Regions from separate parts of the Mus musculus genome. Here region 1 is linked to region 2. The links are chromatin contacts, found by Hi-C or POLR2A ChIA-PET in ENCODE. All regions are on one chromosome and are shown on one strand. Each heading gives the region's core, a stretch centred on a gene start or an enhancer-like site at or near the end of the contact. The rest is flanking DNA. Distances are from core to core; before and after follow the strand shown. Region 1 overlaps Atp2b1 (ATPase, Ca++ transporting, plasma membrane 1). Region 2 holds the start of Atp2b1 (ATPase, Ca++ transporting, plasma membrane 1).

Region 1 (5,442 bases), core at 2,313-4,812, 44 kb after region 2:
CCTAAAGGACCATGCTGTCTTTATTGGTGTGGCCACGTGTGCTCCAGTTCAGTTTAATTACCCTGTGTTGAGCAGTTTTTATGGACAAAGGGCTGTTGCTGGAGTAGTCACTAGGAGATGCAGAAATGAATGACTCTCCTGCCTTCAGGCATCCTTGGGGTTTAACAAGGAAGGATGCAGTCTGCATAGAACAGAGGCCTTGAAAGACCATGGGAACACATCAGTGGATTGTTCCCATGCTTTCAGGCCAGAGGAAAGGGGCAATGCAGAGAAGAAGCCCATTAGTGGAAAAGGAATAGGTCAGCTTTCACTAGGGCGCATGCACCAGTGTGGCAGTTGGGGCCCTCTGCTAGCGCGTGGGTCTGTTGGAGATCTCTGGGGGACTCATGAGCTAGATAAAGGCTTCCCAGTTTCCATCACTGTCCTCCAAGAACTCTTCATCTTCCTCATTCATGCATTTCACATTCTGTAATGCTAAGAAGGGAAATTAAACTTGTTTCTGGTCTTCTCAGAAGATGGCACAAATATCTTTAGTTTTATAAAGTGATTTCACTTGTCTTTATTAATAGCAGAAAGAAAGAGTCAACAAATTAGAAGATTACTTGTTTCCTCATTGGCTCTATATTGACCTTCAGTTTCAGTTATTTTCTTTATGTTAATGTAAATGTGTGTGGGGGCTGGGGAGGGGGGAGTGTGCACATGCTTGCAGACCAGAGGCTCTGAGATCCCTGGGACCAGAGTTGCAGGCAGTTTCAGGTGGCCTATGTGCATCCTAGGAACTGAGCGCTGGTCCCCCCTGGAACACCTGCTACAGCTCTTAACTATTGAGCTATCTCCCAGCCCTTCCCTTCTCCTTTATGTGACTGCTGCTGCTATTATTTTAGCATTCTGTCATGGAGGCGGAGGTTGTACTTTAGGAGAGAAGATTAGTTTCTGTAAAATTCTTTGGAGATAGAAATAATGCTTTTATCACGAGACCAGCTGTTTCTTGTGCCACCTCCTTGTTGCCATGCTCCCGATGGCATCAGAGTGTCATGACTTTTCATCTTAACCACCCTGTACTCCTGGTCCTGGTGAGGGCTATTCTAGACAGTGAAGCCGGAAATTGTTCTTAAAGCCCCATACTCGTTGATACTTAGTTGTTTGTTCGCCATTTCCTTTGTGAGTCCTTGGGTCGTGTTTGTTTGTCCTTGCTTGTACACTTGTCTTTTTCCTTTGTAGACTGTGAACAGCCCTTAAGTTGCATTGAGGACAGATGTTTCTAGTAGGTGTGGTAGAAGGAGATGAAACTGGATAAGCTTGTGGGTTAAGAATCCAGGAGATGGATGCTTCCTAAAGGAAGAGAAAGAAAGAAAGAGTCTTTCATAGGGTAGAATGTATGTGACTATTGGACAGAGCCGTGGACAAGTTTTTTTTTTTTTTGGTTTTTGGTTTTTTTTTTCAGATGTCTTTGGGACTGATAGAAACTTTAGGAAGAAATGGTTTAGATGAGACAGGGTTAAGTATAATAATGGTGATTTCACTTGAAGTACTGCAGAATATTTAAATGATAACGTGGGTCCGCAGCTGTAACCTGGAGCAAGAAAGCAAGGTAGCAGATGGAGGCCATGTTGTTCTATGAGTTGCCAAGAGAGTCCGGCAAATACATGCAGTGATGCCCTCATTGAGGATGCTGTAAAGATTTAAAAAGCCAGTGAATTTGGTTAGAGGTGTATGAGAACTAAGTGATACAGTGAATAGAAGAGAGGAATGCTGGGTAACAAGACAGCTGCATAGAGAATGGTGGGGCCTGGAAAGCAACTTGAGATCATTAATCACTGTAGTCTCATCTCAGTAGTGTGTGCTCAGGGATGGATCCAGTTGCCAACCTCAAGGAGAGAATCAGGGATGGGGCTGCATTGAGGACAGATGTTTCTAGTAGGTGTGGTAGAAGGAGATGAAACTGGATAGCTCCTGGGTTAAGAGAATCCAGGAGATGGATGCTTCTCAAGGGAAAAGAAAGATGGTCTTTTATGGGGTAGAATGTATGTGAATATCGGCAAGCCAAGTGAGAGACCTAACTGAAAGGCATTGAGATGCTGTCCTGCAGTGGCAATTAAGGAAACAGGCTTACTCCAGGAGTGCAGATCATGTAAGAAAGTCGTGAAATCAGAAATCAGGAATATTCTGGGAAGATGAGATGTCAGTCGGTTGTATTTTACAGTGACTCATGTAAGTTATTAATGAACTAAAACCTGATTCTTTGGGAGAGGGCAGAGGTTTTTTGTTTTGTTTTGGTTTTTGTTTGTAGTTTTAGTTTTGGTTTGGTTTGGCTTTGTGGTTTGGTTTTCTTTGGTTTGGTTTGATACAAGGTCTCATCCAGCCCTGGCTGGCCTAGAACCTGTTATGTAGACCAGAACTCAGGACAGTTGGCCTACCTCTGTTTCCCCTGCTTCCTGAACACCAGGATTAAAGGCGTGTGTCACTGTGTCTAGCCTTAAGAAGTGTTTTAGTTTGTTTTTCAGTGGGTATGGTTGGTGCAAGCAAGCCCGAGACAGAAACTGTAGAACATCAAGTTCAAGCCCAGCCAGCATATATACCAAGTTCCAGGATACCTAGAGATGCATACTGAGTCCTTCTCTCTCTCTCTCTCTCTCTCTCTCTCTCTCTCTCTCTCTCTCTCTCTCTCTCTCTCTCTCTCTCCACCCAACTCCTCAATTAGTTAAAGATGTCTTTTTTTTTTTTTTTTTTAATCCAGATGGCTTGTGTCTTCCAGGGGTCAGTAATTAACCAGATGGGCTTAGTAGGAAGATCAGAGAAAGTCATACATAAAGACACGGGGAAGTTAGCTTTTGAGGGAAGCTAGTATTGCTAAGGAGTCTGGTGGCCTTAGAAGTCAGAACACGTGACAAGATTTGGTAAACTAATCAGAGAAGTTGTGCCAGAGAGGAAATCTGAAAATAGAGCAATTCCAGGTGATGACCCTATTGGGTGGCACTGGCCTTTAGTTACGGTCAGAACAAAGGAAGGCCAGCAATTGGTGGGGGTGGGGGAGTAAGAGGAGAAAGATTGGGAATGCGGGAAGAGCTTAGAGGACCATTGGTGATGTGATGGAGTGTGCCACAGTTCTGATGCCCAGACTCTCTGCACTTATTGAGTTAACCATAAATCAAATGCTGCCTAATATCTTCTTAAAATATAGTTTATTTTCCAGCCACATTACTTGAACTAGCATGAAAGGGAGTATTGATTTTTTTTTTTCCAAGCTCCTCTTCAGTACCTATAGCTAGAGATTGCAAAAGACCATCTACAACCAGACTCCATAAATGCAGTAGAAAGGAAGACACGGGCAAGGGCCTCATCCTCTCGGCTTGGTGCTCAGTTTTCAAGTGCTGGGCCAAATCCTTGAAATTACAGAGTTTTCAATTAGTGAGACAGAAAGCTCATGTCAGTTTGCAGAAAAGAGTTAGCCTCCCTCAGGACTGCCGGCTTTATTTTTGTGAGGCTGTTGGGTGACATAATGAGCATCCTGTTTCCCTAAGCATGTACGTGTAGGCTCTTGTGAATTGACAGGCTAGAAGCTCTTGAGCACTGAGTAGGCCGGCGGAGCAGCTGGCGTGACATTCAAGTGTTCATGGTGCCTCTTAGCTCCTGAACAGAAGGGAAAAACACTGTTTTAAATTAGAAATCTCTTCCTTGACTGAAGCTGAAAATTTCAGCACCAGAGAGACTAGAAAATGATAGAACATTTGGTTCTCATATTTAACCGGAGGTATAGTATGTTCTTATATTTGGTAAATTGCACAGGATTATATAAAATTAACTTTATTTTGGAGCTTTTCAAAAGCACCCCCCTAAGCAAAAACCTTTGCAACCAAGAATCTTACTGTAAAAATGAAAGATGCCTAAGTAGATCAACAGAATTGGGGGGGAAAAGTATAGTTTATCTTAGAGGTATGAATAGAAGGTAGCTATGTAATTCAAGCATTTTGTTAAATTTGTTAAAATCAATGCCTTAAGGTGCTTAAACTTTTTTAGTTTGAAAGTAGAAAATTATTCACAGTATTTGTGAAATATGAGACTTAAGTAGAAAAATATCAGTGTATTTGGTATTAAAACCAAAACAGTTCAGAGTACCAGCTCACAAAATATTTGTAGAAAATAATCTGCTTTGAGTTATTCATGCAAATTACGAATGAGTAATTTGCCTATTTAGTCCAGGAACTTTTGGATCAAGATGGACATCCAACAGTTAGTTCATGAGTCAAAGTTCAGGTCACAGTCTCATAAAATAGTGACTTACAAAATTGACAGCAGGATCATCATCCCTAGCATCCCAGAATTTAGAAATATGTTTTCCTACTGTGTGCTGCATCAATTGAAGACTTTTCTGAGGTGGAGCCCAGCAGGGCCCATTTTAAGAGCCCTACAAACATTACCAATAAGTAGACAGTGGGGCTGAGAAGTACAGATCTGCAGTACATAGTAGCAATAACGTTAAAATTTATCATGTTTGTTAAATCGAGAGGTTGTGGTTTGTTGATTCTGTAGGTACATCCTTGCGAGATTAGGCCGGTCTCCTCATAGATGTGGGTGTCACACCAGTCCACTGGATAAGATTCTACCAACTTACCTGCTTGTAAAGCAAACGGATCTCTAGTTATCGTTAAGATATCTGTGCTTTAGTTCATTGCCATTGAGATCTTGATTATATACACTAAGTGCTGTGTTGTTATGAGCTTGTAGTCTTAGTATGTGCTGGAAATGGAAGTTATCAAAAGCCCAGAGATGTGGTCGAATGGCCAGTCTATGCCTCTGCTTCAGTTGAGGCTGGCATACACTTTTATAGATGAAAAGTTCGTGGGAATACGGGTTGCGTTGAGGGGAAGATAGAGAAGCTTTTTTTTCATACTTTCTCTGAGCCCGACTGCTGTGTGTGCTTTAATTGTGAAATTCTGAAATAAGAGAAAAACAAAATTCTTACACTTGCACTTGCAAGTAGATTTTTATTATCTAAAAGCCAATCTCATTTTCTGTGACTAAGACCAGATGAAAACAGTTACTATCACCCAACCCTGCCCCACTGGCTTCCCTGACAGTTGTTCAGGGAGCAGAGCAGGCTGTGGAAAGTGAAAACATGCGGCCAGAGAGAGACAACCGTGTGGTGGGAAGGAGAGTCCAGCGGTGGAGGGATTAAAACAGCAGCAACGTCAAGAGTGGGGCAGTGGCAGAGAGTAGCAAAGGTTGCCAGGAAGTCAAACAAGGACTGTGTGATCTTCAGGTTCAGGACCATGGATTCACCGGTCATCGAGAAAGTAGTTTCTCCTGCATAGGAGAAGCTGGAATGGAGGGAGTTGATCAGGGAGAGAGAGGGAAGAAAACCGGAACAGTGCGTTTCAAGGGATTGTGGCTACTTGTGGGGTTGGGGATTGGGAGTTTTATACCATTGTTGCTTAGGAGCCC
Region 2 (5,459 bases), core at 418-2,917:
GGAAGGGGGAACCTTTAGTTCAAGCAGAGATTACAGAAAGATGGGACAGGATACACATCTTTAAATGTGTGGATACAGTCAAGAATATCCTTTTTTAAAGTAGAAGTAATCATGAGCGGTTTTCTTTTGAACTGGTTGGACCAGAGTCGGCTACCTTTTACCGTCTAAATACTGCACGGTACTCTGCATGATTTTTTTTTTTTTTCTTGTTCCTTTCTCCTCGGGAAAGATGAGGGCAGGATTTAAGTATTATGAATTAAAGACCCACTAGCTCGCCACAGGTAGGAAAAAAAAAAAAAAAAAAAAAAAAAAAAGCAGCAGCCGCAGCAGCAAACCCAAAAGAGAAACACGAGGACTTCAAGCGGACCTTGCGAGGCCTGCTTGCACCGGCTAGAGGACACGGTTTGGGCGCTGCAGCGGGGATCCCCGGTGTCGGTGGCCGGGCCAGCGCGCCTACAGGGCGAGTGGGCTCTCTTCCCAAAAGGGAAGGCACTTTGGCTGTCGGGCGAGTGCGTCACCGTCCGGGACAGGAGACAGGTCCGCTAGGGAGTGGGCGCCGAGCCGCTCTCCCGTCCCGTGACCCGGCATCGCCTCCACCCGGGGGCGACTCGAGCGGGACCCCAAGTGAAGGGCGTCCCACTGCGGCGGCACTCGTCGCTCTCCGGCTTCCTCACGTTGCAGGAGCCGCCGGGCCGCGCGCCCAGGCACCGGCGGTGACGGACGGAGTCACCGCCCCCTCCTCCCCCGCCGCCCCCTCCCGCGGCCCTCCCCGGCCCCGACACGTCATGGAAACACAGACGTCAGAGCCCCGACGGCCAATCGGAAGCCGCCGCAGGAGGGGAAGGGAGGGGGCGACAGCGCAGGAGGGGGCGGGGGCAGCCGGGAGCCCGGCGCGCAGGGAAGGAAGAGAGGGAGGGGCGCGCGGAGGCGCGAGTCGCCCGCCCCGCACTACAGGCCACCCTTTCCACACCGCGCGCTGCAAGTTCTGATCCCCGCCGCCTCACCCCACCCCGGGCGCGCGCTCGCCAGGCGGGGCCGCGCTCGCCGGATCCTCCCCTTAAACGCCCTCTCCGGGAAGCGCCAGTCCCGGTCCGAGCGGCGCTACCTCCGCTCGTGCGCGCGCGCGCGCCCGCCCGCCCGCCCTCAGGCTCCCCGCGGGCCGCGTCACGTGACCGCGCCCAGCCAAGGCGGCAGCGGCGGCCGCGCGAGCATCCGCAGCGGTGGCAGAGGCAGCGGGAGCAGCTGCGCTGCCAGCGTGGAGCGGGAGGCGTGGAGGTGTGGAGAAGAAGGGAGCGTCGGACCGGAACGGGTGAGCGCCCTCCTCCCCCCTTGCCTGCTCGGGCGGTCTCGCGGGTCACCCGGTGCACACCGGGCCCCTGCCCCGGAGCTGGCCGTTGCCCCTTGAGCTCCGCGTCTGCGGACCGGTGTCCCCGGACCCCGCCCCGGGTTGCACCCCGCCCGTTGCTGCTGCTGTTGCTGCTGCTGCGGACGCCGGCGCGGGGCCGGTTGAGCTGCTGTGCCGAGCGCGGCGCGCCCTGAGCGCGGCTTTGCGGAGCGGAGGAGGCGGGTCCTGCGGGGACGCGAGCGGCCACTCGGCGGCCGCCGGGCTCTGGGCGGGGGCCGGCCGGGCGCCGCCTCCTCCTCCTCCGCCGCCGCCTCCTCGCGGTGCAGCGTGAGTAGGGAGCCCCGGCTGGTGGACGCCGAGTCTCTGGGCTCCGCCGCCGCCGCCTCCTTCCCGAGGTGCAGCCGCACCTCCGCGTGGCGCCCCGAACCCAGCGAGCCGGCTGCGGGCACGTCCCGCGACCCCTCGCCGCCATCCCCCGGACCCACCCGCCTAGCTTTCCTTGATTCTTCCCCTCGGAAAAAATGGTTCCCGCTGCGGGCGAGGTGAGTGGCGGCCGGTGGCTGCCCGCGGCGGGGGCGGCCACCTGCGGGGGAGGCCGGGTGGGGCGCGCAGGGCGCGGCGGGGGTCCTGACAGCTGGGCGCGGGGTGGAGCGCGGCGGGTCCCCGCGAAGTTGGCGGCGCCGCCGGGGTTCGCTCCTGCTAGGAGACCGTAAAGGTGAGGAGGCTTCCTCTCCGCGCGCCTCGGCGCCGGGTCCAGCTCGGAGTCGCCGTCCCGGTGGCTTCTCGTCTACACCCGAGGGCTCTCGGACTTCGCGGGGCTGCCCCTGCTGCCGCCACAGCCCATCTGAACACCGGTCGCCCCTACCCCGGCATGTGGTGACCTTGAGGGCAGCGGTGCCCCGGCACTCCCTCTTCCTGCGACCCGGGAGGGTCACCCATTTAATCCCTGGCTTGGGCCCCCGGGAGGTACTGCCCGTGCAAGGTGAAGGTTTGTCGTCGGCCCCCCGGAGAGGATGGTGTGATAGATGCCTGTCAGACAGGACGGTGACTCCCGGGGAGTTGAAGAGCCGCCTGGACGCTCTCTTCAGGTCTTGAGTCTGGCCCCCCAGGATGTTCACGGGTGCTTCCGATTCATGTTTATGTACTTAGTTTAAAAGGGGGAAAATCTGCTCTGTCCTCGGAAAGGGTCAGTAAGAAAGGAGGGTGGCATTCCTATTGCGGGGGTGGGGGGGGCGGAGGTGGCGGGGGCTTCTTCTCTATTTCATCTTGCAGGAGAATTTTGTGTCTTAGCTAGTTAGCGACCCCTGGGTCTGCGCCTCGGTCTTTGCCCAGGTTGGTCTCTGCACATTTCAGTCACCAGTTTACTGCGGGACTCTAGCATTGGGAATGCTTTTGCTGTTGCGGTGATCGGACCCGCAAGGGGAAGCTGGGGCTGGTCTGCGTGGGTAAAAGGGTCTGCAGGACCTTGGTAAGGACGCGAACCTCCTCGGTAGGCTGTTTTTTTTACCCTTCCTAGGGGTTAGAGCGCTGCAGACAGCCACCTTTGGCTGCTATGCATGCTACTTTTCTGGGTTTATTAATAATCTAATGACTCCTGTCGGTATCGATTGCTGTTCCTGATAAATTAGTTATATGGATTTTTTTTTTCATACGAGTGGAGGTATATGCATGTCTGGACTGTCTGCCTTTCAACATGGAAGGCTTTGTTGTGCTTCACCTCCCCCACCTGAGGACAGTCTTACTTTAAAATAAGGTTCTTGATCCTCAGCGTAGGTGTATTTTATAATAATAAGTACTTGTAAGGACCTGGTTTGTACAAAGCGCGCATAGGGCATCCCTTTGGATAGTGGCCCATTTGAGTGAATGGAGAGCCTTCACTTGCCCTGCCACCAGCTTTCCCTAGGGAGACTCCCTGTCCTTGTGTGTGGCAGAGCCGGATTGGGGGAATTAAAAGAGGGATTGGAAGGGGGAGAATCTGCTTTTTGTACTTGTATGTTTCATTTAGCACCCATCCCTTTTTTTCCCCTTCCTGGTCAGTTCAAATTTGAAGTAAATAGAAATTTTTTTTTTTTTTTCTTGTTGAGAGCTTTTGAAAGCTGGTGTAGGAAATTGGGCCTTTTAAGCCATGTTTTCAGGGAGATGTTTTACTTTCTACCGTGCTTTGGATAAAACAGTTAAATGGCTGTCATAAAGGGTGGATCTCTGTCCCGATTTTGGCTTGGGTGTAACTGCAAAGATCTTCGAAAAGTAACTGTTATTTCCTACCATATACTCTGCAAAAGTGAGTCACATTCGGGTGAGCTGAGGACAGAGCGCCACCTTTGATCTAAAATTTTGTTATCCCCCCTCCCACCCCCGATCAAATGATGAAAATTAAGAGTACGCCTTCATAATGCTGTCGTCCTCAGCCGTGTGCCCCCTTAGAAGTAAGGGAGAATATGTCTTCATTTTTCTATAATTTCAAGACCTTGAGAGGAATTTCAGCCACTGTATGGGAAACTACGGTGTTTTGTTTTTTTAGTTGAAGCTTGAGACCTTACTTGCCATTCTGAGATGAGGGGAGGAACAAATTTTGACTCGTGTTGTTAATAAAATAAGAGGATATTGATGGTCTGGATCAACGGAGGGGTGGAAGGTAGTGCGGCAGTGTTGTCAACGTTGTTTAGCCATTCTAGCAAATTCCAGTGCCTACCAGCATGGTAGTACTTAGACTTTTTTTTTTTTTAACTGCTGAGCTATGAACAGGTTCCACAATAAACACTGAAAATTTAGTAAAATTATTTTTCTGGCCTGAATATGATATAGTAACTCATTTTTTTTTTCATTAGCTGTCTTCCATTTAACCTGCCTTTCATGGTCTCACTGAGGGCATATCATACCGTGCTTTAAGATCATCTCTAATGAGCACTTTGAGCAGGGATACCTAGACTCAAAGTTGAATGGAAACCATGTTGGAAAATGAGGCTTCTGCACACGGTTCCCCTCAGATGCATCTCATATTAAAAATAAATGGGATTTTTCAGGCTTGGGAGGGAGGGAGAGGGAGATGGAGATGCCGTAGTGGCAGCTAAGCAGGTGAGATTTCCCTGCTCTCTCTGCCTCACCGTCCTCCCTCTTCTCACATCCAAATTTTAGGTACACTATCTCTTTAGGCAGAGGATAATTTCTTATTATCATCTATAAAACACAAAAGAAAAAGATGTAGCTTTTAAGTAATGGGTAAATTAACATGGATGTTACCTAATACAGGTTTTAATTACAGACCACAAGCTGTTATTGCTGTTGTATCTGCATTTAAATTTTAATTCAACATTTGAGTTCTTCTGACTACTGTAAAGCATTAGATGTTGAGCTGTAGATAAGTAGTAAGCTATAATTAAACAAAAAATCCGTTTGAGATGATAGATTATTTATACTCTCACTGCTACAGAGCCTCCTTAAAGCCATGGAAATGGTCCTAGGTTAAAGGACATTTGAAGCCATTAAGTTGATGCATGCAGAATAATTAATATATTGTTAAACATATTTTGGTAAAATCCTCTATTTGGGGTTTCAGTTGACTGATTTCCTTGGGCAAACCTCTTAAGTTAGTTTTAAATGAAACAGTCTTTTATGTGAAACAAGTGTTAAAAGGATTTGTCACTTAGTAAGACTTTTTATAATATTGAAGATCAGAAAACATTTGACAATTTTCCTTGTAGTTTATACATATGTGGTTTCAGCTGATATTTTCATGAATTTTGTAATTAATATGGGAAACAGAATAAGGATCAGGAAGCAGAGGCTTAAAACTTGAGTTTTTGCATCTCATGTAAGAATATTTTCTTGATCAACTGGAATGGAAAATTATGTTCTGATAAATATCTTACAGAAAGATGGTATTAATAACTTATTTGGAGATATACAGACTCTGAGGTAACATTACAAGGAAAACTGTATACAAGGAGCATTTTCAAAAAGAAGTAACAATTTCTTAGCTTTTAGAGATGGTGCTTAGGCACACACACCAAACACACTGTTTTATTAAAATTTTTATTATAAAAATTACCAATGAAAATAGGACAAACTTAACTGATCATTTTAACAACTCACAGCCTATCTCTTGTTCATATCA

Evidence for each region. Hi-C counts contacts between places; a loop is a spot of excess contacts on that map. ChIA-PET counts read pairs that join two places held with the same protein, here RNA polymerase II (POLR2A).
Region 1: a map of heart shows a loop between it and region 2 (2.2-fold over the local background). The contact joins the enhancer-like site here to the promoter of Atp2b1 in region 2. A Hi-C loop is called at or near these places in 3 of 37 maps with a recorded cell type or tissue (heart and v-Abl transformed pro-B cells). POLR2A ChIA-PET finds 5 or more read pairs at or near these places in 2 of 5 experiments (both embryonic stem cell).

The regions. Positions count from the first base shown.
Region 1 is chr10:98,956,040-98,961,481 of GRCm38, forward strand. All of the region lies in intron 1 of Atp2b1 (ATPase, Ca++ transporting, plasma membrane 1), which reads left to right. Among named protein-coding and RNA genes, the nearest start is that of Atp2b1, 44 kb to the left of the region's middle. Within about 2 kb of position 3,563, at least 1 of the 3 ENCODE cell types and tissues checked has a DNase peak (open chromatin) inside an H3K27ac peak, as active enhancers do.
Region 2 is chr10:98,913,485-98,918,943 of GRCm38, forward strand. Atp2b1 (ATPase, Ca++ transporting, plasma membrane 1) reads left to right here and starts at 1,668. Exons shown (of 21, transcript NM_026482.2): 1 at 1,668-1,887.